Regions from separate parts of the Homo sapiens genome. Here region 1 is linked to region 2. The links are chromatin loops, found by intact Hi-C in ENCODE. Cell type or tissue: K562. All regions are shown on one strand. Each heading gives the region's core, and the rest is flanking DNA. Links, peaks and the distances in the headings are about the cores only. Region 1 overlaps DNAJC1 (DnaJ heat shock protein family (Hsp40) member C1). Region 2 overlaps DNAJC1 (DnaJ heat shock protein family (Hsp40) member C1).

The links. Peaks named below come from ENCODE experiments on the same cell type or tissue, not always from the same donor. Only the 100,000 strongest peaks of a DNase experiment are listed, where the experiment ranks them.
Region 1: it touches region 2 in a loop (5-fold over the local background); 1 of 110 quality-filtered maps calls a loop at or near these places.

Annotation. Positions count from the first base shown.
Region 1 is chr10:21,935,008-21,951,552 of GRCh38, reverse strand. The region is part of intron 1 of DNAJC1 (DnaJ heat shock protein family (Hsp40) member C1); the gene reads left to right. Among named protein-coding and RNA genes, the nearest start is that of DNAJC1, 60 kb to the left of the region's middle. In K562, for the core only: no CTCF peak of the experiment used is centred there; no DNase peak of the experiment used is centred there.
Region 2 is chr10:21,797,738-21,814,282 of GRCh38, reverse strand. It overlaps DNAJC1 (DnaJ heat shock protein family (Hsp40) member C1), which reads left to right. Exons shown (of 12, transcript NM_022365.4): 9 at 8,184-8,303. Among named protein-coding and RNA genes, the nearest start is that of DNAJC1, 200 kb to the left of the region's middle. RefSeq lists enhancers at 2,662-3,861, 6,789-7,083. In K562, for the core only: no CTCF peak of the experiment used is centred there; a DNase peak (open chromatin) is centred at 6,952; H3K4me3 peaks cover 1,295 bases.

The sequences.
Region 1 (16,545 bases), core at 3,161-11,160, 140 kb before region 2:
TTAATTTTACATTGTTAAACTTTTTTTTTTTAAGGGAAAACGAATAAAGCACAAAGCTGTTGTTTGCTATAGAAACAGTTTAAACTGTCTTTAATTTGGTAGGAGAAAAATTTCTCTATTTTATAATCATTTAGGTTGCCAGATTAAGTTTTCTGCTTTTTTAACCAGTATATTGGCATTGTGTAGTGTCATCTGTAGTATTTTAGGCTTGTCTAGATTACTTTTTTTTTTTTTGAGATGGATCTCGCTCTGTCACCCAGGCTGGAGTGCAGTGGCATGATCTCAGCTCACTGCAACCTCTGCCTCCCAGGTTCAAGTGATTCTCCTGCCTCAGCCTCCTTAGTAGCTGGGATTACAGGTGCGTACCACAACGCCCTGCTAATTTTTGCATTTTTAGTAGAGACGTGGTTTCACCATGTTGGTCAGGCTGGTCTCGAACTCCTGACTTTGTGATCCGCCTGCCTTGGCCTCCCAAAGTGCCACCTCGCCTGGCCATCTAGATTACTTTTTTTTTTAATCTATCTGGCAGCAATGCCAAGTCTGAATTAAAGCATTTCTGCAGCTTCTCCATCGGAACTTTCTGCTGTTTCTAGCACTTTTATGTTGTGGAGATGGCTGCTTTCCTTAAGCCTCGTGATCCAACTTCTGCTAGCTTCCAACTTTTCTTCTGCAGCTTCCTCACCCTCTTGTCCTTCTCAGAAATGAAGAGAGTTAGGACCTTGCCCTGGATTAGGCTCTGGCTCAAGGGAATGTTGTGGTTGGTTTTATCTTGTATCCACACCACTCACACTTTCTCCGTATGAGCATTAAGGCTTTTTCACTTTCTTATCATTCATGTGTTCACTGGAGTAGCACTTAATTTCCTTCAAGAACTTTTCCTTTACATTCATACTTGCCTGTTTGGTGCAAGAGGCCTAGCTGTTGGCCTGTCCTGGCTTTCAACATGCCTTCCTCACTAAACTTAATCATTTCTAGCTTTTGACTTAAAGTGTGAGATATGTGACTCTTCCATTCACTTGAGTACTTAGAGATCACTGTAGGGTTATTAATTGGCCTAATTTCAATATTGTTGTGTCTCGGAGAGCAGGGAGGCCCAAAGAGAAAGAGAGAGATGGGGGTACAGCTGGTCGTCGGATCAGTCAGAACACATACAACATTTATTGATTAAATTTACCAATTTATATAGACATGGTTCGTGACTCCCCAAAATAATTACAATGGTAATATCAAAGATCACTGATCATAGGTCACTATAACAGAGGTAATAATAATGAAAATGTTTGAAATGTTGCGAGAGTTACCAAAATGTGATACAGAAACAGGAAGGGAATACATGCTGTTGGAAAAATGGCACCCATACACTTGATTGGCTCAGGATTGCCACAAACCTTCAATTTGGAAAAAGATACAATAGCCGCAACATGTAGTAAAGCACAATAAAGTGAGGTGGATTGTGCCACTGCACTCCAGCCTGGGCAACAGAGTGAGACCCTGTCTCAAAAAAAAAAAAGATTCTGTGGATGACTACATATTTTTGCATTTGTAGACTACCACAGGAGAAAATTATATGACATGGAAAATTTGACTAAGAACATTTTTAGTACAGGACACTAATTTAAGCAAAAACTGAAGCAAATTTGAATGAAATCAACCCAGTTCTAAACACTGGTCATCACGCAAAATGACACGCCAATAAATACGCAACTAGATTAAAAGTGTGCTGTGATTATATTCCATGAAATATCAGTCCTCCTTAACTCTCCCAATTACCAAGTTAACTCCAAAGGTTTCGAGGACTGGTTTACCTAGTTTGTCAATAGAGGGCAATCGCTTATTGGCCGGGTGCGGTGGCTCACACCTGTAATCCCAACATTTCAGGAGGCCAAGGCGGGCAGATCACTTGAGGTCAAGAGTTCGAAACCAGCCTGGGCAACATGGAGAAACCCTGTCTCTACTAAAAATACAAAAATTAGCCGGGCATGGTGGCAGGTGCCTGTAATCCCAGCTACTTGGGAGGCTGAAACACAAGAATCACTTGAACTCTGGAGGCAGAGGTTGCAGTGAGCCGAGATCACACCACTGCACTCTAGCCTGGGCAACAAAGCGAGAGACTCCATCTCAAAAAAAAAAAAAAAAAAAAAGAAGAAGGGGGTGGGGGGAGGGGGAAGGGCAAGGGAGCAATCACTTATTGAAGCATGGATACTTCCAAATAGAATAGGACATAACTCTAGTTCTGGAAATGACTCAAAATCATCCAATTGGTTAAAAGCAGAGAACGATAAACTATACCCAAATATATCCAAAAATTATTTCAACAATTTATTTCTGGTTCTCATAGGTATGTAATGCGAAGGAAGAAAATTGAACCCTCATTTTAAAACTGGTTAGGTACAGTTATTTCATTTCCTTTCCTGGAATCTTACTTTTTTTCCTGTTTTTGTTTGTTTGTTTTGCATTAGTCAGAAAACACTTAACCCAAATATACATACAGATTTTTAAACTTTAACTACTGAAGATGAGCAAAAGTTTAAAAATATTGCCTCCACTGTAACTGATAAGGTCTGACTTCCTGCTGGGACAGATACAATTTGTTTGGCTACTCTTCTGAATTAATTAAATGAGTTTTACTGGCATCTCTATCCTAGAAATTCTCCAATTGGGAGGGAGTGAAGCATGAAGCTGAGATAAGTGGCAAGCATTTTTAAAAAGAGGTACTTTTAACTTGTCCCAAGCTTTTTTTGAACCTTAACTGGGTTCCTAATGTCCAGTAGTCTCCCGTTATCTGTAGGGGATACGTTCTAAAATCCCAATGGATGGCTGAAACTATGTTTTTTCCTATATATTCATATCTTATGATAAAGTTCAATTTATAAATTAGGCACAATAAGATTAACAGGAATAATAATAGAACAATTACAACAATATACTATAATAAAAGTTACGTGAATATGATCTCTCTTTTGTCTCAAAATGTCTTAATATTTTCAGACTGCAGTTGACCATGGGTAACTGAAACCTCAGAAAGTTAAAGCTTGGCCAAGGGAGCCTGTGCTATATACTACAGGTTACCAAACACACTCTGCCTGGAATTAGAAATTTCCACATTAATTTCAATAATACTGACTTGAAGATTTTTGTGATATTATATCTAAGTACTTCTTAGATTCAACATTTTATTTACTTTGCTCCTAAAATTATTTTGTGCAATGATTTCTGGCATTCTTGCAAAGTAGTAAATATACAGAAATTCAAATATTCATATTTGATAGGTACTTTAACATTCAAGACTGCAAGTTGGGCCAGGCGTGGTGGCTCATGCCTGTAATCCCAGCTACTTGGGAGGCTGAGGCAGGAGAATCACTTGAACCCGGGAGGCAGATATTGCAGTGAGCCAAGATTGTGCCACTGTACTCCAGCCTGGGTGACAGAGTGAAACTCCATCTCAAAAAAAAAAAAAAAAAGACTGCAAGGAAGGAAATAAGGACTGATTAGTATTAATACTTTTATTATATCCCATATTTTTGAATCATGACATTAGAGAGGTATCTGAGAAATCAAACTATGTATTTGCCTTGCTTCTTTGTCATTTCTGCAAAGGTTGAATGATAAATTATTAGAAATAATTTGACTACAATTTTGGTCAAAAGTCAAATGTAACAAATATACTGAAATAAAATATTTCAGTTATTTTCAGAGATAAGAACTATGAAACACTTCCTGAGGGATAATGATCAGGAAATAATAAGCAGCTATTACATAATAAAATTCATCTGAGGAAACAAAAGTCATATACAATTCCTGGCTTCTGGAGCTGCTAAAATTCATAGAAAAGATATGCAGTATCAAATTATAACAGACTCTTGAACAACAGAGGGGTTAGGGGTGCCGATCCCCCAGCACAGTGGAAAGTCCATGAATAGCTTTTGGCTCTGCCAAAACGTAACTACTAGTAGCCTACCACTAACATAAACAATTAACACGTTATATGTATCATATACTGTATTCTTACAATAAAGAAAATGTTATTAAGAAAATCATAAGAGAAAATATACTTACTATTCATTAAGTGGAAGTGGATCATCATAAAGTTCTTCATCTTTGCATCTTCTTATTGAGTAGACTGAGAGGAGAGGCTAGTCTTGCTGCCTCAAGGATGGCGGAGGCAGAAGAGGTGGAGGAAGTGGAACGGGAGTCAGGAGAGGCAGGCATACTTGTGTAACTTTTATTGAAAAAAATCTGAATATAAGTGGACCCTTGCAGATCAAACTCCTGGTGTTCAAGGGTCAGCTATGTGTATTCTGATATAGATTTTTTTAATTACTTGCTAATTTGCTTCTTAAATTGGCTTCTGTTTCTCAACATCATGCACAGGACATTTTGCACATGACATCACATGACATTTTGCACATGACATCATGCACATGAAATTTTGTTTTACTATGACAGAATACCACAGACTGGGTAATTTGTAAAGAAAATATACTTCTTTCTTACAGTTCTGGAGCTGGAAAGTCCAATATCAAGGTGGGAGCATCTGGTGAGGGCCTTCATGCTGCATCATCCCATGGCATGAGAGAGAGCAAGAGATGAAACTGGCAACAAGCCCTTTTATGCCATTAATCCGTTCATGAGGGTGGAGCCCTCATGACCTAAACACCTCCCATTAGGTTCCTCCTCCCAACATTGTTGCATTAGGGATTAAGTTTCCAACACATGCTTTCAGGGGGACACATTCAAACCATAGCAGGATCCCATTTTATTGATAGATACTACTTTTGATGGATATTTAGGTTGTTTCTAATTTGGGGCTATTATGAGCAAAGTTTCTATGAACATCGTTGTACATATCTTTTAATAAGCTTATATATGCATTTCTGTTGCGTATGTACTTAGGAATGAAATTGCCCTATCATTGCTGGGTTTGTGTATGTTCAGCTTTAGTAGATACTGCCAAACCGTTTTCAAATGGTTATAGTAGTTTATCCTCCCTCCAGCAGTGCATTGGTGTTGCAGTTGCTCCACAGCCTTAACATTTGGGACTAATTATCTTTTTTATAAAAATAAAATATTTATAAAGATACATTATCTTTTATATTTTGGCCGTTCTGGTAGGTATGTAGTGGTATCTCACTTTGACTTTAATTTGCTTTTTCTCTGTAATTAAGGAAATTGAATACTTTTTATATATTTAATGGCCATTTGGATATAAAATGTGTAGAGATTATAAAATATTTTTATGTGTATCAGCACTTTGGGAGGCTGAGGCGGGCAGATCACGAGGTCAGGAGATTGAGACCATCCTGGCTAACACGATGAAACCCCATCTCTACTAAAAATATAAATATTTAGTTGGGCGTGGTGGCACACACCTGTAGTCCCAGCTACTCAGGAGGCTGAGGAAGGAGAATCGCTTGAACCAGGGAGGTGGAGATTGCAGTGAGCTGAGATCGCGCCACTGCACTCCAGCCTGGGCAACAGAGCAAAAAAAAAAAAAAAAAAAAAAGAGGAAAAGAAAGGAATTTGAATTATTTTATTCAGCAGTTAGTATGATTTTGATTTTGCATTTATCACTTCTCAAATTACTAAATTATCAGTTATTTTGTATAAAGTTGGAATTTATGAAGAAACACTAGTTTGGAGAGAAAGGGTTAAGTTAAATGTAGAATTAATCACTATTGATCCTCTTTTAAAGAACAGCTGGGCAAAATTGTACAAACTAGCTTACCAGTCCTATCTCCATTTCATGTACATGTCCATTTTTCTCTCACTGTGACCTTTCAGACACCTCTGATGAAGGATGTAAAAGATCTCTCTTACTATCAACTTGTACCCTCATGCCTGTTAATTCAAAGAATTCCTCTCTCAACTTTTATTGGCCGTGACATTTTATATATGGCCAAGATCTATAACATTTATACTCAAATACTTTCATCTTACAACCAACCTACAGACTTAGACCTACATGTATCCTCTCCTTTTTCCTGCTAATGGTGTCCCCTCTTTGAATGCTGGCTTTTCTCCCATATTTTGGATTCTGTCCCTTACTCTACCCCTTCCTGCTCTGGAAACATACTGTCAGTGCTGCTATCTGTCACCTATATTTAAAGTCCTCTCTCAACTATATCTTTCTCATCAGTATTTATGTAGATATGTTTCTTTAAAAAGAAAAGAAAGTCTCTCTCAGCCACGTATCTTTTTCCATTCAACAGCCAAATTTCTTGAAAATTTCCCTTCATTTTACACCACTCTTCTTAGGTATCTGTACCCATTACTCTAGCAAAACAGCTGTTCCCAGGATTCCCAGGGATTTTCATAATAGCTGGTCCAGTTGATAACTTTTAGTATTCATTTTACCTGACATCAGCAGTACTGACAATGCTGACATTCTTCAAAGCTCATTTAAGCCTTCATATATTACCACTCTTCTGTTTTTCTTTAAGCAATATCCTTCATGCCTATTTGACTTTTCTTCATATACCAATGGCTTCTACATTTATATATGTCTAATACAAACTACTACTTTGAGTTTCAGACCTATGTATCCAGATGCTTAACTGGCAGTTCCACTTGACTATTTCAAAAACACCTCCTACTTGGCAAGTTCATTGTCTTCTCTGGCCTGCGGATTTTCTTCCAGTGTTTTCCTATTTCTGCAGATGTTATCAGTATCCTTGCTTATGCAAGTCTGTTACTCACAAGTTGTCTGTCATTTACAACCTTACCCCCAATCTAATTCATCAAAAGTTCTCACAACATTTTTTCTTTCCTGTTTATTTTTTATTTTCCAGCTTTATTGAGGTATAATTGACAAAAACAGTATATATTAAGGTGTACAACATGATTTGACTAATAACATTTTTTTACACTCGATTCTTTCTCCTTTGCAGATTATCCAAGACAAATTCACTGCCACTCTTCCACAGTATTTTAATTCTCTCTCCCCTGTGATTATCCTAGACTTATCCAATCTCTCTTACCTGTGCCATACTGTGATTGATACAATTAGGAAGTCACTGGGACCAGGAAACTACCATGATCAGTTAGCCACTGCAGCTGCAGTGGGAACTTAAAACAATATATAAATGGAAAGAATTGGTCTGTCTTCCAGAGAATTACAAACCATACTATGAAAAACTTAAAAATTTTCCCTGACAATCTTTGAAGAGAAAGTCAGTATGGAATGGAATATTACATGTCTATTTATATGGAGATAAGGATACATCCTTAAAAGGTGAATTAATTTCAGAGATGTAAAGAAAAGCATCCAGTATTATTCTATTACATTTACTGGTTTGCACTTTTATTTTGAGAATTTATCAGTCTTTTTACATGCTGTAAAAATCTGCTTATTAAAATTGGAGGATAATATGAAAAAAAAAAAACCTTTATGTGATGAAAACAATGGATTAGTTTCAACATTTATTTTTCCATGCCAGTGTCTTTTCCTGTTTTGCATAGTGTTGAAAGCTAATAACTATGTTTCCCAGATCCACTTGCAGCAAGTATTCTGGATATAAGGTAGATTTGGCCAATGAGATGTACTTGTGTATGTTTTAGAAGGTGGAAATGAGATAGAGGCCATGCTTCTGTTGCTTTTGCTTTTCCCTTTACAGATATGGGTGCCTATCCATTTTTTTTTTTTTTGCTGATGTGGCATGGATTTGAAACCAACATTTGCGGTTGACCACAGCCATCTTTCTCACTTTCCTGACTATATGCAGGGTAGAAACATAACATTGGGAAATTGGACTAGGCAGTTTAGCAATAGCAGTCACTGAAGCGTTTAAGAGATCCTGCTTTGGGCAGGGGTACTATGCTCTGGGTTGACTTTCAAGGGTAGAGCTACTGTGTTTGGAAAGGAGACAGCCAAGAACAAGATTATCTGGCAGGAACCACAGCAGAAAGAAGCCCTGTAAAGGCAACTGGAGCTCTGGGATTAGGGATCAGTCTGTGTCTGAAAGGAAATAAATACACAACAGTATTAGGTGAATGACAGATTGTAATGTTCCCTGTGTCACATTTAGAACCAGCTGGGCTGAGCTTTCAGATGAGTTCATTTGACATTGCTATTGGAAGGTACAGTAGGCAGAAGCAGAGGAAAGGAAGGAAGGTAAAGCAAATATGTGACCATTTTCCAGATAAGAAAGCTGAGGTTTAAGTAACTACTGAGGCACCCTCTGTCTGGTATATTTATTTTAATTATGTTTGCTAGGGAATTATCTACTTTACTTGCCTTTCAAAAGAACTAGCTTTTTTCCCTTTTCTGTTTTATTAATTTCTGCATTAATGTTTACCCGTTTCTTCTTCCTACTTTGTTTTGGTGTATTTTAATTGTTCTTTTTCTGTTTTCTTGGCCTGGGTACTTGGTTCATTCATTTTTAGTTTGTCTTGTTAGCTGCATGCATTTTCCTCTGTGTAGAATTTCATTTCTCATAGATTTTGATGTAAAATATTTTCCCTTTCATTAATTTCTAGGCTATTTGTAATTTAAACTTTTATTTCTGTCTTGAAAAAAAAATTTTTTTAACTTGTCAGTTGCTGAGGTGTTTAAAAATCATTTTTGTCTCTGATGGTTATTTTATTTGATTATTATTTTTAAATGTAGTCTGTACTATCTCTAAGTTTTAGAATTAAGACTTCCTTTGTGACCAGACTTATTGCTCATTTTTTAAATGAACCATGAATATAGGCTTGGTATTGTATGCTTATATTTCTTTTTCTTTCTTTCTTTTTTTTTTTTTTTTTTTGAGATGGAGTCTCGCTCTGTCGCCCAGGCTGGAGTGCAGTGGCACAATCTCGGCTCACTACAAGTTCCGCCTCCCAGGTTCATGCCATTCTCCTGCCTCAGCATCCTGAGTAGCTGGGACTACTGGCACACGCCGCCACACCCGGCTAATTTTTTGTGTTTTTAGTAGAGACGGCGTTTCACTGTGTTAGCCAGGAAGGTCTCGATCTCCTTACCTCGTGATCTGCCCGCCTTGGCCTCCCAAAGTGCTGGGATTACAGGTGTGAGCCACCGCGCCCGGCCGCTTATATTTATCTTATATATATCTTATATTTGTAAACATAAACACCTCAAAGTGTTTTAAAAATTATTATTCAAATTCTCTATAATTTTGCTTATTTTTTGTTTACTTACTATGTCAACTCTGGTAAAGGTATATTAAAGTATTCTGCTGTGATTGTTTTTATCAAGTTCTATTTAGGAGTTTTGCTGTTATGTGAATGAATTTGGAGTGTTTAGAACATAAGGGTTTATGACTGTTTTAACTTTTCAGTGGATTAGACCTTTTATCATTACTTATTACCACTCTTTGTCCTATTACTTGCTTTTGACCTTTAATTCCCATTTTCCAATGTTAATATCAACACTATTGCTTTTCTTTTGTTTGCGTCTGTTTTTCTTCATCTGTGTTTTCTGCCTTTTTGGTTTTGTTTCAAAGTTAGTTTGTTGATCAGTTGTATTTTGATAAGGGAGCTCAGTATATGTATAGTTAATGAGAAACAAATGCTTGATTTTGTTTTTCCTCTCGTCTGTAGTATGTGTTATACTTCTTAATTTTTCTTTTGTTGGCTTAGTAAAATTTCTATTAATTTGGAAATTTTTATATGCTTTTCTGTTACATAGTGGTTACCTTCTCATCCTTAAAGATGATAATAAAACCTATACTTTTCTATTAATAAATCTAAATCAAATAACAGCTTTTACTTTACCACTTACTTACCCTTCTTGGTCTGCTTCCTCTTCTTTTTTTCTTTTTTGAAAATTCTAGGCCACTATTAGGTTGTCTCTTATGGCATATTTCTTCTGTTTTAAGAATACCTACAGACACATATATTACAAATCACAAATCATAATACTTTTGTATTTATTGTTCACTATTTATACTTTTTTATTATGAAAAACTTAAAACAAACAGTAGTAGAGAGAATAGTTTAATGAATTCCTATATTAATCATCACTCATTTAATAATTATCATTTTCCTATATTATCCTTTTTTTGAAGGATTTTAAAATGAATATCAGACATTATGACATTTTATTCCTGAGTGCTTCACTGTGCATCTCTTTAGATAAAGAGATATTAAATACCCAGGATACTATTATCCCATCCAATATAATGAATAATTCCTTAACAGCGTCTAGTAGCAGTCTTTATTCAGATGTCCCTAGTTGTCACAAATCTGCCTTTTTACTCTGGTTTAATTTGAATCAGGGGCCATACAAGTTCCATACATGACATTTGGTTGTTCTATCTGTTTTTTTTTTTTTTTTTTTTTTTTGAGACAGTGTCTTGCTCTGTCGCCCAGGCTGGAGTGTAGTGGCGCGATCTCGGCTCACTGCAAGCTCTGCCTACCGGGTTCCCGCCATTCTCCTGCCTCAGCCTCCCGAGTAGCTGGGACTACAGGCACCTGCCACCACGCCTGGCTAATTTTTTTTTTTTTTTTTTTTTTTTGTATTTTTAGTAGAGACGGAGTTTCACCGTGTTAGCCAGGATGGTCTCGATCTCCTGACCTTGTGATCCGCCCGCCTTGGCCTCCCAAAGTGCTGGGATTACAGGCGTGAGCTACCGCGCCTGGCCAGTTGTTCTGTCTCTTAAATCTCTTTATTATAAAACTGTCTGTCCTCTCTCTCTTTCTCCCCCTGCCATTGACTTGTTAAAGGGACCTCCTTTTCAAGATAAATCAGTGGCAAGATTTAGTCTAAGATCTAGTTACCAGATTATAGAAATGATGATTTTGTTCTGTGGATAGTTGGTCTGATGTTCCTGCCAACTCAATTCCCCCAGTAATTAGATATCAGAAGCAGCTGTCTCTTGAAGCTGCAGTCTTTTGTTTATCTATATTTTGGAGAACGCTTACTTTTTTAATCTTATGGAGAGGACAGAGGTGTATCCAACTCAAATAAATGTGTTATTAATCTAAATTTATTTAGATACTAGTTTAAAATAGGGGACATAATGTATTCCTAAAATAAAGGAGCAGAATACATCCTTCTACTGTGCTCGAAATTATTTTCTTATTTGTCAAGAAATCATTCTTATTGACCTTGACTCTCAAAGAATAATAAATGTTCTCTTATCAGCAACCAGGATTTGGTATAGATTAACCTTATCACTGGTTAGTATATATAGTTTAAGGCTAAGAAAATCAATTAAAGTTATAATCTTACATAAATTTGAATACATCTCTCCAAAGGCAGTTGACTTTAACAGTGATCTATTATGGAGAAACCCAAAGCCTCTCCCTACTTCTTTTGTAACATATTGGCCATAGAAGCCCAGACTTAAAATTTATCATGAAGTAAACTATATTATTGTATTTATTATTTTTATTTGCCCTGGAAAATTAGTTTTTATTTTGAAACTTATTTCTAAAGCATTTTCTTTTTTCTATTTATTTTAAATTTTATATGCATCTGGTATAAAATCCTATAATCCTGAAGATACTGTGATGAATCCAAGTTTCCTGCCTTATCCTCCTGATCCACTCACCAGAGACAACTTCCTTTAAATCTCTCTATTATTTAGTCCTTCTAGTGGTGAATGCACTTGTATACACACACGTTTGTTTTGGCTTTTTTGCTGCTTTTTTTTTTTTTTTTTTTTGAGAGAGGTTTGGGGTGGGGTGAGAAAGCTGTGTTGACTGCTAAATTTACATGTGAAGGTCAGAGTAAAGAGGGCAAAGTCATTAGTAAGAGTTTAGCTTGAGCTTTTAATCAATAAATCAGATACGAAAATGACCCAAAGACCTAGTGAGAAAGATTACATGGAATTACAGTCAAGTACTGCTTAATGATGGGGATACATTTCGAGAAATGCATCGTTAGGCAATTTTGTAGTTGTTCCAGCATCATGGAGTGCACTTTCACAAACCTAGATGGTATAGCCTACCATACACCTAGGCAACATGGTATAGACTATTGATCCTAGGCTACAGACTTGTACAACATGTTACTAAATACTGCAGGCAATTGTAACACAATGGTATTTATGTATCTAAACATAGAAATGGTACAGTAAAAATACAGTAAAAAGATTTAAAATGGTACTCCTATATAGGTCAGCTCCATTATAATTTTAGGGAACCACTATCATATATGCAGTCCATCATTGACCAAAATGTCATGCACTGCATTGACTGTATTAACTTTGAGGCAGTTGGTCTTGATTAATAACACTATACAAATTAAGGGTCCCAGATGTCAATTAGAGTTTGAAGTTCCTAAATATAATTTGGATGAATGTTGTCTTCCTTCCTCAGTGAATCTGATAGCCAGGTAGATTATCTTCCCTTCAATTTAATACCCCTGAGTCTTTTTCAAGGGAGTAGAAGTTTCATTAAGAAGAGTTTACTTTGAGCGGGCCGGGAGCGGTGGCTCACTCCTGTAATCCCAGCACTTCAGGAGGCTGAGGTAGGTGAATCACGAGGTCAAGAGATCAAGACCATCCTGGCCAACATGGTGAAACCCCGTCTCTACTAAACATACAAAAATTAGCTGGGCGTGGTGGCACGTGCCTGTGGTCCCAGCTACTGGGGAGGCTGAGGCAAGAGAATCTCTTGAATCTGGGAGGCGGAGGTTGCAGTGAACTGAGGTCACACGACTGCACTCCAGCCTGGCCACAGAGCGAGACTCCGTCTCAAACAAACAAACAAACAAAAAACAAACCAAAAAAAACCTGAAGAGTTTCCTTTGGTCAGATCCTGGATAAGATCTTTTGGTTTTGGTTTTGGTTAACTAGCCAAATATTTTTCTACTACCTGGCACACCTAAAAATGTGGGTATCACATTTGTGGAGACACTGTATAAATAGAATGAGTTTTAGATTATTGTCAATCCATTGATTAAAATCAGGGTCAGCAAACTACAGTCCTTGGGCCAAAAGCAGCCACTACCTGATTTTGTAATAAAGTTTTATTGGAACACCACCATACCCATTTGTGTATGTATTGTCTGTGGCTGCTTTCTTACTACAATGGCAGGATTTAATGGTTGTAATGAAGACTGACCCACAAAGCCTAAAATATTTACTGTCTGTCCCTTTACAGAAACAGTTTGCCAATCCTTGGTAAAAAATAAAATAAAAAATTTCGCTTGAGTCACCTAAGGCAGATTTTTCAGTGCTATTACGTAGCAAAACTTAGGATAGCAACCATGGAAGGTATAAAGTTAGGTTGAGATTTTTCTTCTTCTTTTTTTTTTTTAAGTGTGTTTATAACTGTAAATTTTCTTCTGAGCACTGCTTTTACCACATCCTACGTTTTGGCATGGTATGTTTTCGTTTTCATTCGTATCCTTCTCTAGAGATTTGTTTTTTACTTTAAAAATTAAATATCGTGATTTAATTTTATTTTTCCTTAATCCTCAGTTGTTTTAAATTAGAAAAAATAGTTATGATTAACTATTAACATTAATGAATTAAAATCTTCCAGAAGGAATGAATCCAAAAAGAAATATCTAACGGGTAATGAAACCCTGATATTTTATGGCCTTTCCTATTTTAGTCTCAAACATTCTAAACATAAAGGAAGAAAGAGCTTTTCAGTTTTATTCTTTTAAAAAGAGTATAGGCTTCTCTCCTGCTAGTGAGGATGGTCTTCTAACACATTCACAATTATCTTAGAGACAACATAATGGCACGTTCATTCATATTACAGTAGTTTCTAATTTCCTTTTTGATTACTTGTTGTTTAAAAATGTGTTGTTTAATTTCCACATACGTGTGAATTTTTCAAATTTCCTTTTGTCATTGATTTCTGATTTCATTTCATTATGGTTGGAGAAGATAACGTAGTATGATTTCAGTCTTTTTAAATTTATTGAGACCAATTTAATAGCCTAAAATAGGGTATATCTTGGCTAATATTCCTTATGCACTTCAGAAAAATGCGTATTCTCTTTTGGGGTGGAATGTTCTATAGATGTCTGTTAGATGTGTCTAGTTGGTTTATACTGTTGTTCAAGTTTTCTGTTTTCTTACTGTTCTTTCTGATTGTTCCAGTCATTATTAAAAGTGGAGTATTAAAGTTTCCGTTATTATAGAATTGTCTATTTCTCCTTTCAGTTCTGTTAAATCTTTACTTCATGTATTTTGGGGCTCTGTTAGGTGCATGTTTATGTTATTTATATTGTTATATCTTCTTGATGGATTGACCTTTTTGTCGTTAAATAATGTCCTTTGTCTTTTGTAACAATTTTTGTGTTAAAATTGATTTTACCTAATATTGGTATAGCTACCAGCTCTCTTTTAATTACTGTTTGCAAGGAATATCTTTTTTCATCCATTCACTTTTGATCTATTTGTATCTTGGTTCTAAAGTGAGTCTCTTATAGACACCATGTACAGTAAATCCTCTCTTGCCATCATCAGTAGAGTCTTAGAAACTACCACTTGCAGTAAGTCTTTAAATAGCATCATTTCCTTCAATGCTGTTTCATTATAGCATGAAAAAAAATTTTCATTATATGTCATTTTACTTAAAGTTGCAGTTTCTAAGAACCTGTCAGTGACCTTAAGTGAGGACTTGCTGTGATGGATCATGTTTGTTTTGAATTCATTCTGCCAATATCTGCATTTTAATCAGACAGTTTAACTCATTTAATTTTAAAGTAATTACAGATAAGGAATGACTTACTTTTGCTATTTTGCTATTTGTTTTCTGTATATTATATGTCATCTTTGTTCTCCAGTTCTTCCATTACTACCTTTTTTGTATTCAGTTTTTTTTCTAGTGTACTATTTTATTCACTTTTCATTTCTTTTACTGTAGATCTTTATATTCTTAGTTTTTGCCATGGGAATTACAGTTAACATCTTAATTTATAGCAATCCAGTTTGGATTAATACCAGTTTAGTTTCAGTCACATAAAAATATTTTGCTAGAATGTGAGATGCAAAAAGGAAAAATTTTAAATTAATTTTACAAAGAAAATAAAAAATGTTGCTCCTATAGCAAGCACTGTTCCCTATTCCTTGTGTTGTTTATTGTCACTCTGCACTCCAGATTACATTTTTATGTATATAATGTCTGCCATAGACATAGATTTATATTATTTGTTTATGACAGATTTATAATTACTGCCTTATGTAACTGTCTTTTAAATCATGTAGAGTAAAATTGAAGTTACTAACCAAAATGCATTAATAATGACTTTTATATTTATCTATGTAGTTACCTGTTTTAGTCTGTGCTGCTATAACAAAATACTTTATGCTGGGTAATTTATAAACAACAGAAATTTGTTGCTCACGGTTCTAGAGACTGGGAAGTCCAAGATCAAGGTACAACATATTCACTGTCTGGTGAGGGCCCCTTCCTCATAGATGGTCCCTTCTATGTGTCCTCCCAGGGCTGAAGGGCAAAAAAGGGACAGCTCTATGGGACATCTTTTACAAGGGCACTAATCCCATTTGGCCTAATCACTTCTTAGAGGCCCCACCTCTTAATACCATCACATGGGGGATTAGATTTCAACACATGAGTTTTGGAGGGATGCAAACATTCAGACCACAGCATTATCTTTACCAGTGTTTTTTATTTCTTTGTTGTGATTTGAATTACTGTCTAGTATCTTTTTCTTTCAGCTTGAAGGACTCCTTATAGCATTTCTTATAAAGCATATCTACTAGCAATGAATTCTAATTTTTTAACTGGGATATCATAATTTATTTTGTTTTTGAGGGATAGTTTTGTTGGATATAGACTTCTTGGTTGATAGATTTTTTTTTTCATGTTAATTTACTACCATCTAGCCTCCATAATCTCTGATGAGAAATTAGCTGTTAACTTTATTGGAGATCCCTTATACATGATAAGTTGCTTCTTTTGCTGCTTTCGGGACTCTTTCTTTTAACATTTTGATTCTAATGTTTCTAGGTGTGGATCTCTTTAGTTTTCTCCTACTTGGGGTTTGTTGAGATTCTTAGATATATAGGTTTATGTCTTTCATCAGTTTTTGAAGTTTGCTGTCATTTTTTCTTCAAATATGTTTTCTGCCCCATTTTCTGTTTCTTCTCCCTTTTGGAGATCCATTATGTGTTTGTTGGTACTTTTAATAGTGTTCCACAGGTCTCTTAGGCTTTGTTCATTTTATTCATTTTTTTCCTTTCTGCTCCCCAGATCAGGTAATCGCTATTGATCTAAGTGTTCATTGATTGTTTCTTCTGCCTACTCAAGCCTGCTGTTGAGCCCCAACTAGTAAAATTTTCATTTCAGTTATGTATTTTGCTAGTCCAGAATTTCTGTTTTGTTTTTTTAAAGTCTATTTTTGTTGATATTCTCAATTATGTGAGACATTATTCTCATATTTTCCTTTAGTTCTTTGAACATACTCTTTAAGCATATTTAAAATAATTGATTTAGAGTCTTTGCCTAGTAAATGCAATATGTGGACATCCTCAGGGATAATTTCTATTAATTTTTTTTCTCTGAAGACCATACTTTCCTGTTTCTTTCCATGCTTTATAATTTTTTATTGAGTATTAGACATTTTAGATATATATAATGTGGCAGTGGTATTTTCTACTTTCCTAGAGGTTTTTG
Region 2 (16,545 bases), core at 3,490-11,489:
GGATGCCTTTATAGCAGCTGTGTTTGAACCTATTTCCTGGTATTCAGCATGCAGCCACTTCCACAATTCTTCCTTATTAATAGACAGTAAAAGGAAGTGACATTTGCTGCCCAACCGACAATATAACTTAATTAGCATGTTCGCTGTAGGTGCCCAGTAACTTCTGCAAATCTCTACAAGGCCCTCATTCAGAAAGAGGAAGAGTCTGTGAGAATCCCATCCTCATCACCAAAACTGTCAAAAACTGTAAAGAGTTTGAGATTTTACCTTACTTGTGAGCAAATAAGGTAGCCTGCTACAGTTTCATGAATGCTGGTAGAAGACATGAGACTCCTGGGTCAGAGACAAAGGGCAGTTTATTACTCACAGCAGCAGCAGTAGCTAGAGTATCAGCATTTTTCTGCTTGTTCTCTGAGCTTAGTTCCCACAGAGTAAGAGGGCCAACTGACTCCTAAACAACCAGTGCGGTGTATTACAGATGGGGAATCCTGAACTTAGGTAACTCAAATTTTTTACAACAGGCAATAAACATGGCTACCCATTCCTCTGAGGAGGCAATATCTTCACTATACTGGACAATAAGAATGTTTGCCCTGGCTGGGCGCAGTGGCTCACGCCTGTAATCCCAGCACTTTGGGAGGCCAAGGCAGGTGGTCAGGAGATCGAGACCATCCTGGCTAACACGGTGAAACACCATCTCTACTAAAAATACAAAAAAAATTAGCTGGGCGTGATGGTGGGCGCCTGTAGTCCCAGCTACTCGGGAGGCTGAGGCAGGAGAATGGTGTGAACCCGGGAGGCAGAGCTTGCAGTGAGCTGAAATTGCGCTACTGCACTCCACACTCCAGCCTGGGCGACAGAGTGAGACTCCGTCTCAAAAAAAAAAAAAAAGACTGTTTGCCCTTTGACCTTGAGGGAGACAATGTCCTTTCCTATTACTGCCTATCCATTGGGCCGCTTGAGCGGCCTCACTGTTTGGCAGTTGGCTTCCCCTAGAGACAAGTAACCCAAGAAAGAGCAAGGCAGAAGCTGTATGTGTATATATATATATATATATATATAGAGAGAGAGAGAGAGAGAGAGAGAGAGAGAGAGAGAGAGAGAGAGGGAGAGAGAGAGAGAGAGAGAGAGACAAGTAACCCAAGAAAGAGCAAGGCAGAAGCTGTATATATATATATATATATATGTGTGTGTGTATATATGTATATATATGTATATATGTATATATATGTGTGTGTGTGTGTGTGTGTGTGTGTATGTGTGTGTATATGTCTTTTATCATTTATCCTTGGAAAACACACCCTATCCCTTCCACAGTATCCTATTGGTTTTACATGTCAGCCCTAGCCACTGTGGAAGGAGACTGCACAAGGGCATTAATACTAGGAAGTGGGAATCACTGAGGAACACCTTGGAGGCTGACTTGTTATCACAATGGCTGTATAGTTAACACCATAGTTTGCTGAATAAAGAGTATATGGGAACTCTGTACTATTTTCTAAAACTTTCTATAAACCTAAAGCTATTTCAAAGTAAAAGTTAAAGAATTTTAAATGAAAATATAAGGTCCAGGAGTGGTGGCTCATGTCTGCGGAGGCCAAGGCGGGAGGATCACTTGAGCCCAGGATTTCAAGGCTGCATTGAGCCTTATTGTGCCACTGTGCTCCAGCCTGGGCAACAGAGCAAGGCTCTGTCTCTAAAAAGGAAAAAATCTATTAAAAAAGAAAATATAGATTATAGACCAGAAGAAAATATTTGGTAATACTTATATCTGACAAAGATCTAGTATCTACAAAATATAAAAAAATCTTAAAACTAATAAGAAGACAACCAATTAACAAATGGTCAAAAGACATGAACACGTACTTCAAGAAAGCATTCACTTGGCCAGTAAGCACATGTGAAGATATTCAAGATCATTTGTCTGGCTGGGCGCAGTGGCTCACACCTGTAATCCCAGCACTTTGGGAGGCTGAGGCAGGCAGATCACGAGGTCAGGAGTTCAAGACCAGCCTGGTCAACATGGTGAAACCCCGTCTCTACCAAAAATACAAAAATTAGCTGGGCGTGGTGGCGGGCACCTGTAATCCCAGTTACTCGGGAGGCTGAGGCAGGAGACTTGTTTGAATTTGGGAGGCAGAGGTTGCAGTGAGCCAAGATTGCACTGTTGCACTCTAGCCTGGGCAATAGGGTGAGACTCCATCTCAAAAAAAAAAAAAAAATCATTTGTCATCTGGGAAATGCAAATTATTACCACAGTAAGATATATTTCAGTCCCACCAGAATGGTCAAAATTAAAACAACTGACCATGTCAAGTGTTGGTAAGGATGTGGAACAACAAGAATGCTCATGCATTGCTGGGTAGACTGTAAAATAGCACCTCTTTGGAAAAATACTCCTGTAGTTTCTTACGAAGTTAGACGTACGTTTTCCCAATGACCTTAGCAATTCCACCCCTCTGTATTTATATGTGAGAAATTAAAACATGACCACTGAGAGAGTTTTACACAATATCCATAGCAGCTCTATTCATTCATAAACTAGCCTTATGAATGAAAGCTAGCAGCAACCCAAATATCCATTAATAGGAGAATGGATAGACAGATTGGGATACAGATCTTTCTTCTGATATGTGTTGAGAATATTTGCTGCTAGTTTGTGGTCTTCCTTTTCATTTTTAAAAATAGTTTCTTTAAAAGACTAAAAGTTTAATTTTGGCAAAATCCAAATATTTGTGGTTTTACCATTTCAAGTCATTACTTGCACACAACTCTCACACTGATAGGAGACTGCTAAATCCTCTGCAGTTAAGGAGTCTGTGGGAGACACGCAGGGGTGTCAGTTGTTTTGCAATTTGGACAGATTCCAGAACCTTTGCTTAAAAGGGGCCCCATTCAAGGTGAGTCATTTCGCAAGTAACAACATATATGGGCTTAATACAATTTGTAATGAGAAGTATGTTTCCTCCAGAACCCAAAAGAGCCTAAAAGAAACTGTGGGTGCTATGAGAGTCAATAGCTGTTTCTTGACAGTGTCATGGATGGAGTTGCCTTCAGTTTACCCAATAATGTTCAGAAATACAACCAAGGCCTTGCTCTGTGTGTAAGGCGGTGGGTCACCCCGTGAGCTCCTTTCATTTGTATGTCCCGAGTGAGTGTATCAAAGGAATCTCCTCAGCGGAGGAGGTCATCAGTGTGATGTCATACCTGCATTCCTGGGGAAAGTAGGGTGCAGTTTCAATCTTGCCCTCGAAGATTGTATGTTACAGTGAGGCTGTTTAAAGTACCCCGTGGTAGCTGGGTAAAACTGTATTGGGTCCCTTTGGAGGCAAACTGCAGTCAAGAGTGTTGAAATAGGCACTGAACAAAACATATTCACCAAATCTATAATACCAAAATATTTACCAGTTGCTGGTTAGATGAAGTCAGTAATTTCAGTTATATTGGGTATGGGTCCTTAGTGAAGTCCACAGCATTGAGGTTGAAGTAATCCACCAGGAGGCACCATACATTCCTCCCAAGTGGAAAAGCTGGTCAAATTGGGCTGTTAAATGGACAGGCAGTGGGGATAATCACCCCTTTTCTAAATAGGTCTTGTATAGTGGGTTTTAATCATTAAAGGCCCTGTTTTAATTTACATCTGGCTGTATTAACTGTTTTCATGGGGAAGCAGTACGTCCATGGGGTCCATTTTAAAAAGGCAATTTGTTAGTGCCAAAGACTTAAAATTAATTCATGACTCTTTGGGTCAGAGTGTCCATGACCACTATGGGATATTTTAGAACAATGGGTGTGATGACCATAGGGAATTAAGGCAAGACAGAATTCCTGTGGTTAGGGCGAGGCATGCATACTTGTCCTTTATATTATGTTCAATAACTCCCCTAAGATTATAGGGGGACCCTTGTTTAAATTTAGGAGGATCGCCAATATTGATTAAGGGCACAAAGGTTTGCCAATTGGTATATTTCAGTAGATGTTAATTCAGAGCCAGTGTCATAGAGGGACAAAAGCCAATTCCTGCCCTTTTATCTATGTATTGTATAAATTCAGTGAATTTTGAAAAACCAGTTGGGCCAAATTGTGGACTTCTGTTTTAGTTTTTGTTTTTTTGTGTCCTGCCTATTCTGAACGGAATTGTGTGCCCCCAAATTCACATGTTGAAGCCCTAACTCCCAATGTGACTGTATTTAAAGCTAGGGCCTGTAAGGAGATAATTAAGGCTAATGAAGTCGGAAGGGTGGGGCCCTAAATCGATAGTATTGGTATTCTTAAAAGAAGAGGAAGAGAGACAACAGACTCCCCCATTCCCCCCACCCCGCCACACACATACACACACACATGAAAGGCCATGTGAAGACTGAGCAAGAAGGCAGCCAACTGCAAGTCAGGAAGATAGGCCTCAAAAAAGAATTTCTCTTCCTAAGAGTAAAAAGACATTTGAGGTTATTTAGTTTTTAATTTTGTTGTTGTTTTTATACCATGTATTTATATATATTTGTCAAGGGCATGCCTCCATTTTTAAATAGGAAAGGAAAATTATATAGCTGAAAACTGTGCACTAAATTAAATGCACTAAAAGTGTTTATAGAACTTGAGGGTAAGAGATAATTAGATTATTAGACATCCAATCTCATCCCATCCCATCTAATACATATTAGATATATACATCTAATATGTGTATATATATCTAATAATGTGTTATGTATATCTAATGTGTTATGTATATCTAATAATATGTTATATTATTATGTATAATAATGTGTTATATATTAACTGGGCAATGCGATGTAAGAATGTTATTTTCTTGGATAAAATTTCTGAGAATTTATGAGTTGAGCTGAATCTAATAAAAATAGTTGAATCCAAAATTTTAGCTTCTGTATTTATATAAATAATTATTATTAATAGGTCATTTCAATAGAAGTATTGCTCATTAGAGAGTTTCAGTATCTATTTATTAGATAGAAATGAGCCTTTTGTCATTAAAGTATAAAAATACAATAAACAAGTACATTAAAAATTTTTTTTAATTTGGCCATAATTTTTAGTGCCAAATAAATTATATGATGCTTTCTAATTAACATTTTATAGTCCAAAGCTGTGAGAGGAAAAGTCCATATAGATTACTTTAAAAATACAGCCCTACCCCAAGAATATAGAGGATTTTCAGAGACACCAAATCTTTGAACATAGTGGGTTTTATGGCAAAAATCCATCCCAAAGGTACATGATTTGGGAATATAATTTAAGTTTTCATATCAGTTCTTACTTTGGTTGCTATATTTTGAGGTCATTACATTACAATATTTAATAATTTGAAAACTTTTTATTTTGTATTCAGTATGGAGATTTATTCCCAGAATGGGCTTTTCTGATGCAAAATTGGAGTGCTTGTATAGTCACAACAGCTGTCTCCACACCATGTGGTATCTTCCATTACTTTACTGTAGAGATGAATATTTGGCCCGGTGTTTCGGTAAGATTGGACACACATGGTTTTAAGTGGCAAAGCAGTATGCTTATGCATTCATTTGACTTTCACAGCTACAGTTGGCTCCAGATTAGAAGAGGGAGAGTACATTCACACCATGGCCACCCTCATGGCTGCTGTAGTAGCTGGATCACAGGAGGCTCTGTTGCTTCTAAAGACACAACTAACTATTGCCGAGGAATTACACATTCACCAAAGTGCCTTACAGCTGTAGGAGGGAGAATAATGCATTGCTAAAAGGGTTCTCTCAGATTTCAGATTATGGCCCTAGTCACTATCGAGCCTCTTTAAAAATATTAATAATAAAAATTATGGCCATAAAATAACTATGAAACTTAAGACTGTCATAGCAGTAGGTGATTTTTCAGGAATTCAATCCAAATACTTTATATAAAATTTTTATTTTTCAGAAAACTACTATGCTTTTACACACTCATTAATCTAATTAAAATCAGATTTGTTTTTAATGTCAATGTTTATGTATGCAGAGTATTTGGGAAGTTGATCTGTTAAAAATAGAAATTATTTTAAAGACTTAGTTTACTACCTGAAACAATGATTTATATTTTAGACATTGTAGACAATTTTTTTGCTCCAAAAATGTTAAAATAACATAGAAATTAGGTAATTTGATTTAGTGTGATTTCGTACATACTGTATGGTTTGATCAGTATATATCTTTATGCAATGATCAACTTCAAGCTCTTCATGACATGATCTTTTACTGTAAGCTTATTTAAATTCTGCCTAAAACTTAAGTCTTTTGCATTTCTGAAACCGATTGGTCTACTTATTAAAGCTTTTTAGCAATAAAACTATGATTTTGTTGAAAATCCAATTATATTTCTCTAAATTGTAGCTGAATAAGAATAATTCTTTTTTCCTTAAATAAAGACAAGGAGAAAGAAAAAACCCTCCGTGTAAATTTTTAAGTCATCTGATATGAAGAATTGGATTTCTGATATTCATTAAATATCAAAGAAATTCCGACCAGACCCAATGTGGGCTACCTTTTTATATAAGTGAATTTATGCATGTATTGTAGAGGCTGTACTGATGAATATGTTTGAGGCTTTCAGCTCTTAGTGGATACAAAATAGAATGATTGATAAAATCCTCCCTACTATTGGCTATTATTTACTGACTCTTAAGTGGCAGGTTGTATTTATGCCAATTTATCTGCTTCAGCGAACATTCTTGATAGCAGAACAAAGTGAATAAAAGTAGTTTGCTTTGCAAATGAATGCAAATGGGAGAGCCTTTCGGAAAGCCCTTTAACAGGGGCAATGCACTTTGATTATGAGTGAAGCTGCCATTTGGACATGGTGAAAAGAGCACGCTTGAACCATTGATTGGGGGAGACAGTAAAAAGTCAGGAAGGGCCCCGTTAAGCTTGCAGTGAGGCAGGCGGATGTCAGTGTGGTTAGAGCACAGTGGGAGAATGACAGGGAGGATTAGTGTCAGGGAGAAGCTTTGCTGTAGCTGTGGAGATAGTCCCTGGGGTCACTCACCTCTGACTGTTGTTCTGTGCTGATGGTTCTGTAATGCAAACTGCCTGATGTATGCCTGTTCATTATCGGAAATGGTGATTAGAAAAGGTATTTGCCTCAAAGGTTTCCTTCTTTCCCTCTTTCTTTTTCTTTATTCTTTCATTTTAATTAAAGGAAAATAAGGTAGGCTTCCTCAGTCTCTATGCTGGCTACTGGAGTATTGTTTAATACCAGAGTGCTTTATTGCCTCTGGTGGAGAATAGTTCAGTACTAAAGTGTAATGTGAAATAATTGTAACGTGGTTATTTGTTGTTTGATAATAATTTATTTCTCTGTGCTCACTTTGGGGTTTGACTACTGCTAGTGCTGAGAAAAATGCAGAGAATATGCTTGCTGTTAGACTTTTTGCATATGCGTGTTTATAATCTCTAAGGTATTTTTAAATTTAGTTTAATCATTTAGTCAAAGCTAAAAGTTGACCAAAATGAAATGGTCAAAATAAAATGAAATGCTGCTTTACATGGACTTGATGGTTTGAGTCTTGGCCACAAGAGTTTCTAATTTTATTTCTGTTCCGAAGTTTAAAAAAAAAAAAGAGTGACATTTGACAAGCTAAACTTCTTGAAAAAATATTATTTTAAAATTGAATATCGTTACATAGAATGATCATAAAGTGTCATTGCAGTTCTGATTTCAGACCAGTATATTTACTTGTTCACATTTCATTTATACTTGTAAGTTTTTTATTTTTATTTTTGCTTTCTTTAAAGTGTGTGTTTAAAAAAAAAAAGAGAGAGCCCTTTAATAGTAACTTTATGTGAGGCATTTATGAGCAGCACTGCATTTTATAGCAAGGATGCATTTCATAAGCTTTGAGAATGGTTTCTCATTTTAATTCAAAGCTGAATGGTCTTTTTTAAAAAATGTCTGCAAAACCTGGTTTTGCAATATTTATGCTTTCTTAGTTAGTATACGTAGGAAATGAAATAGGCTTCTAGAGCTTTGCATTCCAGTGTTAAATATGCAGCTCAAATCTTTATTGAAACTATTAGATACAATTTAGTATTGTTTTTTACAGAAAGCATATTGCCAATAATTTGCTTCACAGCAATTATCTCTCAATTATCTTTTTTTATTCTTCCAATTATCTTTTTATTTTCTCCCAATTATCTTTTTTTATTTTCTTTAATGTTTTGCAGGCACCTGAATGGACAGAAGAGGACCTCAGCCAACTGACAAGAAGTATGGTTAAGTTCCCAGGAGGGACTCCAGGTCGATGGGAAAAGATTGCCCACGAATTGGGTCGATCTGTGACAGATGTGAGTTCACTGAGATTTGCATTGTATAGAGAGAGAAACCAGAACAAGTCAGCTATGTAGAAGGCAGACATAGATGGGTTCCACAGTATCTTTGGGGAGGGGATACAACAATCCTTTTAGGACCTGAAAGTGAACCATTAATGCAATAAGTGAGAAGCAGATGTGAGCCAGTCCCCTGGTCCACAGTTAACAGCTGTGTGAGGAATTCTAGTGTTTAGAGACTTAAGCTACTGTAACCTAATCAAAGGAAAACAATGCCAGTTTTTATGTTTATAGTGACCCCTTTAACTGTGGAAAAAATAGTTCTCAAACTGATCAGAATTAGGAGGGTTGTATTTCAGCTGGATCTTTTTAACATTGAAGTACAGATTGCGATTGCTATTTAGACAGGTGGTTCTGATTAATTAAATGAGCAATATACCCATAATGCAAATGGTGTTGGCCTTTTTGTTTCAAGGATGATAGCAACAGTTCGTTTGATAAGTAGTTTAACCAGAAGAAACTGTGTGTGTGTGTGTGTGTGTGTGTGTGTGTGTGTGTCCATACGTAACATTTAAAAGATAAATTACTTACTTGGAAAGGTTTTGACTTAATGCTTTAGATGCTTTTATTGAGGAAATTTAGAGCAGAAAATTTTTTAGAAAGCACCTAGCACAGTGCCTGATGTGTAATATACTAAATACACAGTAAATGTTTAATTGAAATTGAGAAAAAATATTATTTTTATCAAATTGATATTTTCATGAGGGATAGTAAATATGCTTTACTAAATTTACTTTAAATAAATCCTATAGATCCAAAAATACTTAGAGGGTTACTGAAAGCAAAGATTTAAATTTCCCCTTCCATTCTGTTAGTATACCTTTAGGCCTTTTATAGTACTGATAGTTTTTTAAAACCTGCAAAATGATTACTGAACATGGCTACCAAAAGGAGCTTATAAATGCTGTAAGTTACTTTCAATAATAAACTTCCACTTTTTAGTTTAGAAAGAAACGTACAGAAATTATTACAGTTGCGCATCTCTAATCCGTCACGTTGGCGCTCAAGTTGCAGATTTTTGAGCAATTTCAGACTTTTGGATTAGGTATACTTGACCTGTACTGTCAAGTTTTGTATTGTTTTGTTTTGTTTTTGCAATGGACCTGCTTTGAGAATTTTAAATTATATATATGAATATTGTTACTACTGTATAGGTCATTTAAAAGACTACAATCTGGATTTTTATAAGACGTTTAGCAATATTTTTGCTTCAGAGTTGAAGTTTGATCATAGGGGAAAATAGCTGAAGTATTTTGTAACTTTTTTTTTTTTTTTTTGCTGTGTTTCATGAGTAGACTAGTTATCTTGAGTTACTAGAAAAGAACCATAAGGATAACTTTTCTTCAGCTAAACATGTTACTGGATGGTGTGTTTTATTATCTCGGTTTTAAGGTTGTTTGTAAAAGATAGGTTAATAATGACATATCAGTAAATATCTGACCAAATTAAAGACATTCCATGGTTTTTGATGTTTTAAGTACTATGACCTACTAATTACATAGCTGCTATTAATACAGTGATTATCAAAAGAAACTAAAATAATTTTTTAAAGTTATAAAACATTGGTTTAAAAAGGCCCTAAACTTTTAGTTCAATTGCTTAATGAAAAATAATAGTAATACTAATGTATTATCTCCTTTGAAGACTGCACCACATTTAACTTCTAAGATAATATTTCTATAAGGCTCTACATTTGATGCTAAAGGCAGATAGGAAACTGAGTAAAGCAATATTTTAATTTGTTGTCATTAAAACCTGGTAAATTTTTATCTGTATTTTTAAGAGGAGAAAGATGAAAATTTTTTAAATGCCAAGAATACACAGGATATAACCAACAAAGCCTCATAGATCCTAGTATATACTTAATTTACTAGAGTAGTCTTGGTGCTGTCAAAAGCATCTTTTTAAACTTTTGCAAATTCATCCCATATGTCTCCTTTTTTTCCTCCCTAGACTTACCCAAGGCAGAATGATTCCGTGTCTGCAATAGATATTTTTTCCCTTTATCATGGAAGTGGAAAACCTGACATTGTGAAGTGATTTTTTTTTTGTTTTTTGGGTTTTTTTTTTTTTTGGCCAAGTATTAGTTCTGTTTTCATAATAACAAAGGTACCTTGGAAATAAATATGTAATAAATCTAAACTTTTGTTGTACAAAAAAATGCCATTATAACTTTTCTTCTATGTCAATATATATATAGACCCACACTGCATTTTCATTCTGTAAGCATCATCTCCATGGCTGGACTATTCATTTCAATAACTCTCCTGTCCCCCAACACATGCATATGTCCACACACACACACACATACATACACACACACACACACACACACACACACACACACAGAAAATCACTCTGTAAAAGAGAACAGGTGTCTGTAGAATCAGTAACTCACAGGGATGACTTGTAAATTACATTGAAACAGCTAAAATGGTTCAGCTAGTATTGTTTCTCTAGTATAATGTTAAGTGAAAGTTAACCACACTTTAAAAAGACCACTTGTGCCTCCTTTTGGCTTATGGTGTTAATTAGATTTGTTTTCATTAAGTATTCGATTATGAAAAAGTAGCCAGGTTCAATTGAGTGTCATCAGAACCTCTGCATACTGACCTGATCACCTGCCTAGTTCTCCCTGGCTTTGCACAGCTGTTCTTTGACCGGGTTTCCTTGCCAAATTTGTAGCTTCAGGCTTAGTTCTCTTTCCTTCAAGAAACAATTGACCTTTTGGGAGAGAGGTGAGTGTGTGCCAGTGGTGGGATTTATGTGATTCTTTATTTGGGTTGTCGGATTACAGTTAAAAACCTTTTTATTCCTCAATTAAGAAAGAAATTAAGTATATTAATTGTCATAATTAGCAGAGTTAGATTGCTAAATTGTACTCTGGATAAACACAAGCAATATTTTTTTAAGCTTTTTAAAAAATTGACACCGAGTATATTTTAATTCAGATATACCTAATCTGTAAGGCCTACTTTATTATGGATTAAATATTTTAAATGTTGATATATGCCTTTCAGCAAATAATTTTGGTAATCACAAAGGACACTCAAATTGTAAAAATAACAGCGGAAACAAAAACTGTCTCGCATGTAAAACCAACTTTAACATGATGATTAACTGCAGGTTTCCTAAATTAAGGTCAGGGGGCCCCAGATTTCTTGCTTGTGAAGTAATACTATTCTTTTGCCTGAAAGGATGTAAACTGATTCTGCTTCTCTCCCTGGTCACTAATCTCTTGCATTCTGGTTGTGATAACAGACTGATAGGAGATTTTTCTGCCTCTTTGGAAAAGGCCCAGGTAGGCAGCAAAACAAAAGACAGGTGGCTAGATTTAAACAGGCTTTTATAATTAGCTTAGTGCCATAGTGTGAGGTAAGGGGTGTGTAGTTATATATGTAGCCCATTATGCAAGTGAAGAGGAGGAAGGAAAATCATAAAATTCCCAATTCATTTGTATAGCTCAACTGCAAGGAGATTCCTATTGGGGGAAATTTATATATTGTTATTATGCTGGTTTCAAAAACACGTAAGTGGACTGTTCCATGGAAAATAAGCATTATGGTTTATCAGTGAACTAAATATATAGTTATTATCTTGGCAAATATATTGTTATTACTTTTAGAGTCAGGCCAGCCCTACACAAAATTATAAACATGATAAGGACTGTCCTTTTGGTTTTTCTGCCTTCGTCCTCACTGCCGCTGTACCAGTTTCCTGCTACAGTAGTTCTCTTGGTCTGAGCCACATCTCATACTCCTCTCCCTTCCTTCTCTTACCCTCTCAACCTTACAACTTTTAAAGATATTTAAATTTTAGAAAACATGTGCAGGTTTGTTATACAGGTAAACTCGTGTCACAGGGGCTGGTTGTACAGATTATTTCATCACCCAGGTATTAAGCCTACTACCCAATAGTTATTTTTTCTGCTCCTCTCCCTCCTCCCACCCTCCAGGCCCCAGTGTCTGTTGTTTCCTTCTTTGTGTTCATGAGTTCTCATCATTTAGCTCCCGCTTACAAGTGAGAACATGTGGTATTTGGTTTTTTATTCCTGCGTTAGTTTGCTAAGGATAGTACCCTCTCCAGCTCCATTTATGTTCCCACAAAAGACATGAGCTCATTCTTTTTTGTGGCTGCATAGTATTCCGTGGTGTATATATAATCACATTTTCTTTATACTATCTATCATTAATGGGATTTCGGTTGATTCCATCCCTTTGCTGTTGTGAATAGTGCTGCTGTGAACATTCACGTGCATGTGTCTTTATGGTAGAATGATTTACATTCCTCTGGGTATATGTCCAGTAATAGGATTGCTGAGTCAAAGAAAGGGTAGTTCTGCTTTTAGCTCTTTGAGGAATCGCCATACTGCTTTCCACAATGGTTGAACTAATTTACACTCCTACCTACAGTGTATAATCATTTCCTTTTCTCTGCAACCTTGCCAGCATTTGTTATTTTTTGACTTTTTGGTAATAGCCATTCTGACTGGTGTGAGATGGTATCTCATTATGGTTTTGATTTGCATTTCTCTAATGATCAGTGATTGAGCTTTTTTTCATATCCTTGTTGGCTGCATGTATGTCTTCTTTTGAAAAGTGTCTCTTCATGTCCTTTGCCCACTTTTTCATGGGATTATTTAAGCTCCTTATAGATGCTGGATATTAGACCTTTGTCAGATGCAAATATTTTCTCCCATTCTGTAGCAAACCAACATTTATATTTTCAATTGCTTTGGTGATAATATTGATTATTCCATTATTCATTTTTGTAGTATTTTACGCTTTTCAAAACATTTAAATATACTTTTATTTGTTTTTTCATAATGACACAGTGAAGTAGATAGGCAACCATTATTTTTCCCTATTTTACAGCTGAGTAAACTGCTGTTAAGATATTTGTTCAAGGTGACACAGTTGTTAGTAGAACTGGGACAAGATCACATATTTTGATTCCATACTTATATGTTTTTACCTCTGGTTAATTCTGCTTTACTGATGTTTGTATGGAAAATACTTTAAATTTGTCTAGAGATTTATATCATTAACTCTTTTTTGATAAAACTCTATGTTCATAGCAAAAAGAAAACATCAAAGAATACACTTAAGCTAAATTTTTTTCTAATCAACCATAATTTTAAAGAGATCTCTGTGAACATTTCTGTGTAACATTGTATAAACAATGTATAAACGTTGTATATCATTCTAGAGACTTTAGCGTTTCTCTGTATATGTATGGATATGTATAATTTTAATAGGATTAATCTACTTTCTGTCCTTTTCACATAGCTCTAGAACATGAGCATCTTTCATGGCAATAAATAAGATCCACATCATTTTTCTAAAGAGTTACACGATAGCCCATGCTGCCATGATATCATTAAAGAATATCCTATCGGTTGACATTTAAATTGCTTCCTTTTTTTGCTATTTCATTGAGATGGACATGGTGTTTTAAAAAATTGTCTTTTCACTCATATCTATTTTATTAGCTTGTGTGCCTAGAACTAGAGATTGCATTCCTAGAAGCTGCTTAGTTCAAGAATATGAATGTTTTTAGAGCCTCTGAGGGCTCTGAAATTGGCCTGCAGAGAGGTTATAACAATACACATTCCCACTAGTGGTATATGAGAGGTCACTTCCTCATACTCTCATAAAAACCAAACACTACATTTTTCACCATTGCCCATGAAGTGAAAAGTGTTATAGTATTGATCTTTGTTACTTGCAAAAGAAAACACAGAGACTTGGTACAAGGGGTCCACGTCTGATGAGGGGTTCTAGTGTGGGACAGAGAAAACAGGGGCAAGATCATTGTTCAGTAAATAATACAGTTAAGTTTTCAGGATTTGGGGACACCTGAAACAACTTTGTAAGAGTCTCTCAAAATCAAGGAGGAGACATGGAAAAGGTCTTGGGGATATTTATGAACACTGAGCATACACAGATCTTTAAACTTTCTATGGATAAGATGTCTCCAAAGTAAAGGAAATTGGAATGACACAGGTCCCTCAGCAACACTAGATTCTGTGGGATGAGGGAACAGTGCCTTCACAGTGCTCAGGGGAAATGGTTCTGAATCTAGAACTGACCAAGTGTGATGGTAAATACGTGGGGTGAGAACTCGTACCCTTTCCTAGAAATTTTCCTGAGGTTGTACTCCAGCAACAAAAGGAATAAATCGAAGAGGACAACATGGGATCCAAGAAATGGTGAATCAGGAGAACTAAGGACGGCATGATAGGGACCCTGGGAGGGAGGGAGGTTTCATAGAATAGATAGTATGGCTGAGAACTTGGAAAAATGCCTATGTAAAAATGTGGAAAAGAAAAAAAAGGCAAAGTGCAGCAACTAATGCCTGTAATCCCAGCACTTTGATAGGCTGGGACAGGAGGATCACCTGGGACCAGAAGTTTGCGACCAGCCTGGGCGACATAGGGAAACCTTCATCTTTACAAGAAAAGGAAAGAAAAATTAGCCAGGTGTGGTTGCACACACCTGTGTGCCAGCTATTTGGGAGGCTGAGTCAGGAGGATCACTTGAGCCCAGGAGATCGAGGTTGCAATGAGTCATGTTCATGCCACTGCACTCCAGCCTGGGTGATAGAGTGAGCCCCTGTCTCAAAACAAAAAAACAACAACAACAAAAAACAGTAAAAAGCAACCAGAAATTCCACAAAGAACATGGAAACCACACGTAAAAAGACATAGTTTAAATTTAATTATACTACAGAGTAGATTGGTAGAAAGAGCACTTGTTTCAGTGGTGAATAATATTTACCAGGTCATAATTATGTAATATCTTACATGATGGTTTTTTATATTTTAAACATTTTATATGTTTTACAGATTATTTTTCAGTTTTTAAAATCCACACATTGTGGAGGACTGTGGCATGTTGTTCACCAAAGTAAGTTCTCTCCTTCTTCTCTAGCAGTAGATTGTTGGTCAGGCACATATGTGCACAATGACATTGCATTCCCAAGCCTCCCAAACTCTGATATGGCTGTATCACTAATTTCTTTTCAGGAGAACATAAAGTAATGTGTGTTCATATGAGCCCTTATTTATTTTTCCCTCCCACTGAGCTAGAATACTAATATGCCTGCAACTAAGTTGCAACCACGCAAGCAAAGATAGTTGCCCTAAGGAGCTGTGGAGAAACAGGCTAGAAAGAACCCAGATGCATGCAATGAAAGAAAATTCTTGGGTAGTGACAAGTAACATGAAGAAAAATAAAGCAGGGTAAGCAGATAGAGACTGATGGAGCTGCATTTTAAAATAGGGTTCTGAGGAAAGTGTTCTCGGAGAGGTAGTATTTGAGCAGAGGTACAAAGCAAGTGAAGGAGCAAGGTTGTCTGAGAAGGAGCATTGCTGGCAGAGGAAATAGCACCTACAAAGTCCTGGAGGCAAGAGCATGTCTGGGGTTTGCAAGGCCCAACAAGGAGGTCCATATGGCTAAGGCATGAGTAGGAGAAGGAGATAACAGGAAATGAGTCTGAGAAGTAGTGGAAGACCAGGCCATATTGGCCCTTTTTGGCCAAGGTGGAAATTTTGGATTTTACCCTGAGCGAGATGGGAAAGCACTGGAAGATTCTGAGTAAAGGAGTGCAGTGATCTAAAAGCATTGTTCTGACTGTTTGGTGGGGAAGTTTGAAAGCAGGAAGGAAGGCCAGGTAAGAGGCTATTTCAGTTGTCCTTTCAGAACACAATGGTGGTTTTGGACTAGAGGTTGTTGGTAGAGGTGGGAAAGAGATTAGATGCAGGATGTGGTATACAAAGGCACGTTAATTAGCAATGTATACTTGTAACCTTGTAACCTTCAGAAGAACTGTGAGCGGAAATGATTGCCTGTGTGTGTAAGGTGCATTGTTTTCTGTCATAAGACCTTGTGTACTGCTTTTGTTAAAAAGCTATGTACATGCATGACCTTGATTTTTAAAAGCGACTTTTTAAAATGTGAAGAAACAAAACATTTGTCTTTGAATTTTTTTCATGACAGTATATATAGGCCTACCTCATTATCTGAGTTTGTTCTGTGCTGGTGTAACAGACTACCTGAGAGTGGATAATTTATGAAGAACTAAGATGTATTTCTTACAATTCTGGAGGCTGAGAAGTCAAGGGGCCCACGTCTGGCAAGGGCCTTCTTGCTGCGTCATCCCACTGTAGAACACAGAAGGACAAGAGAGCACACAACAT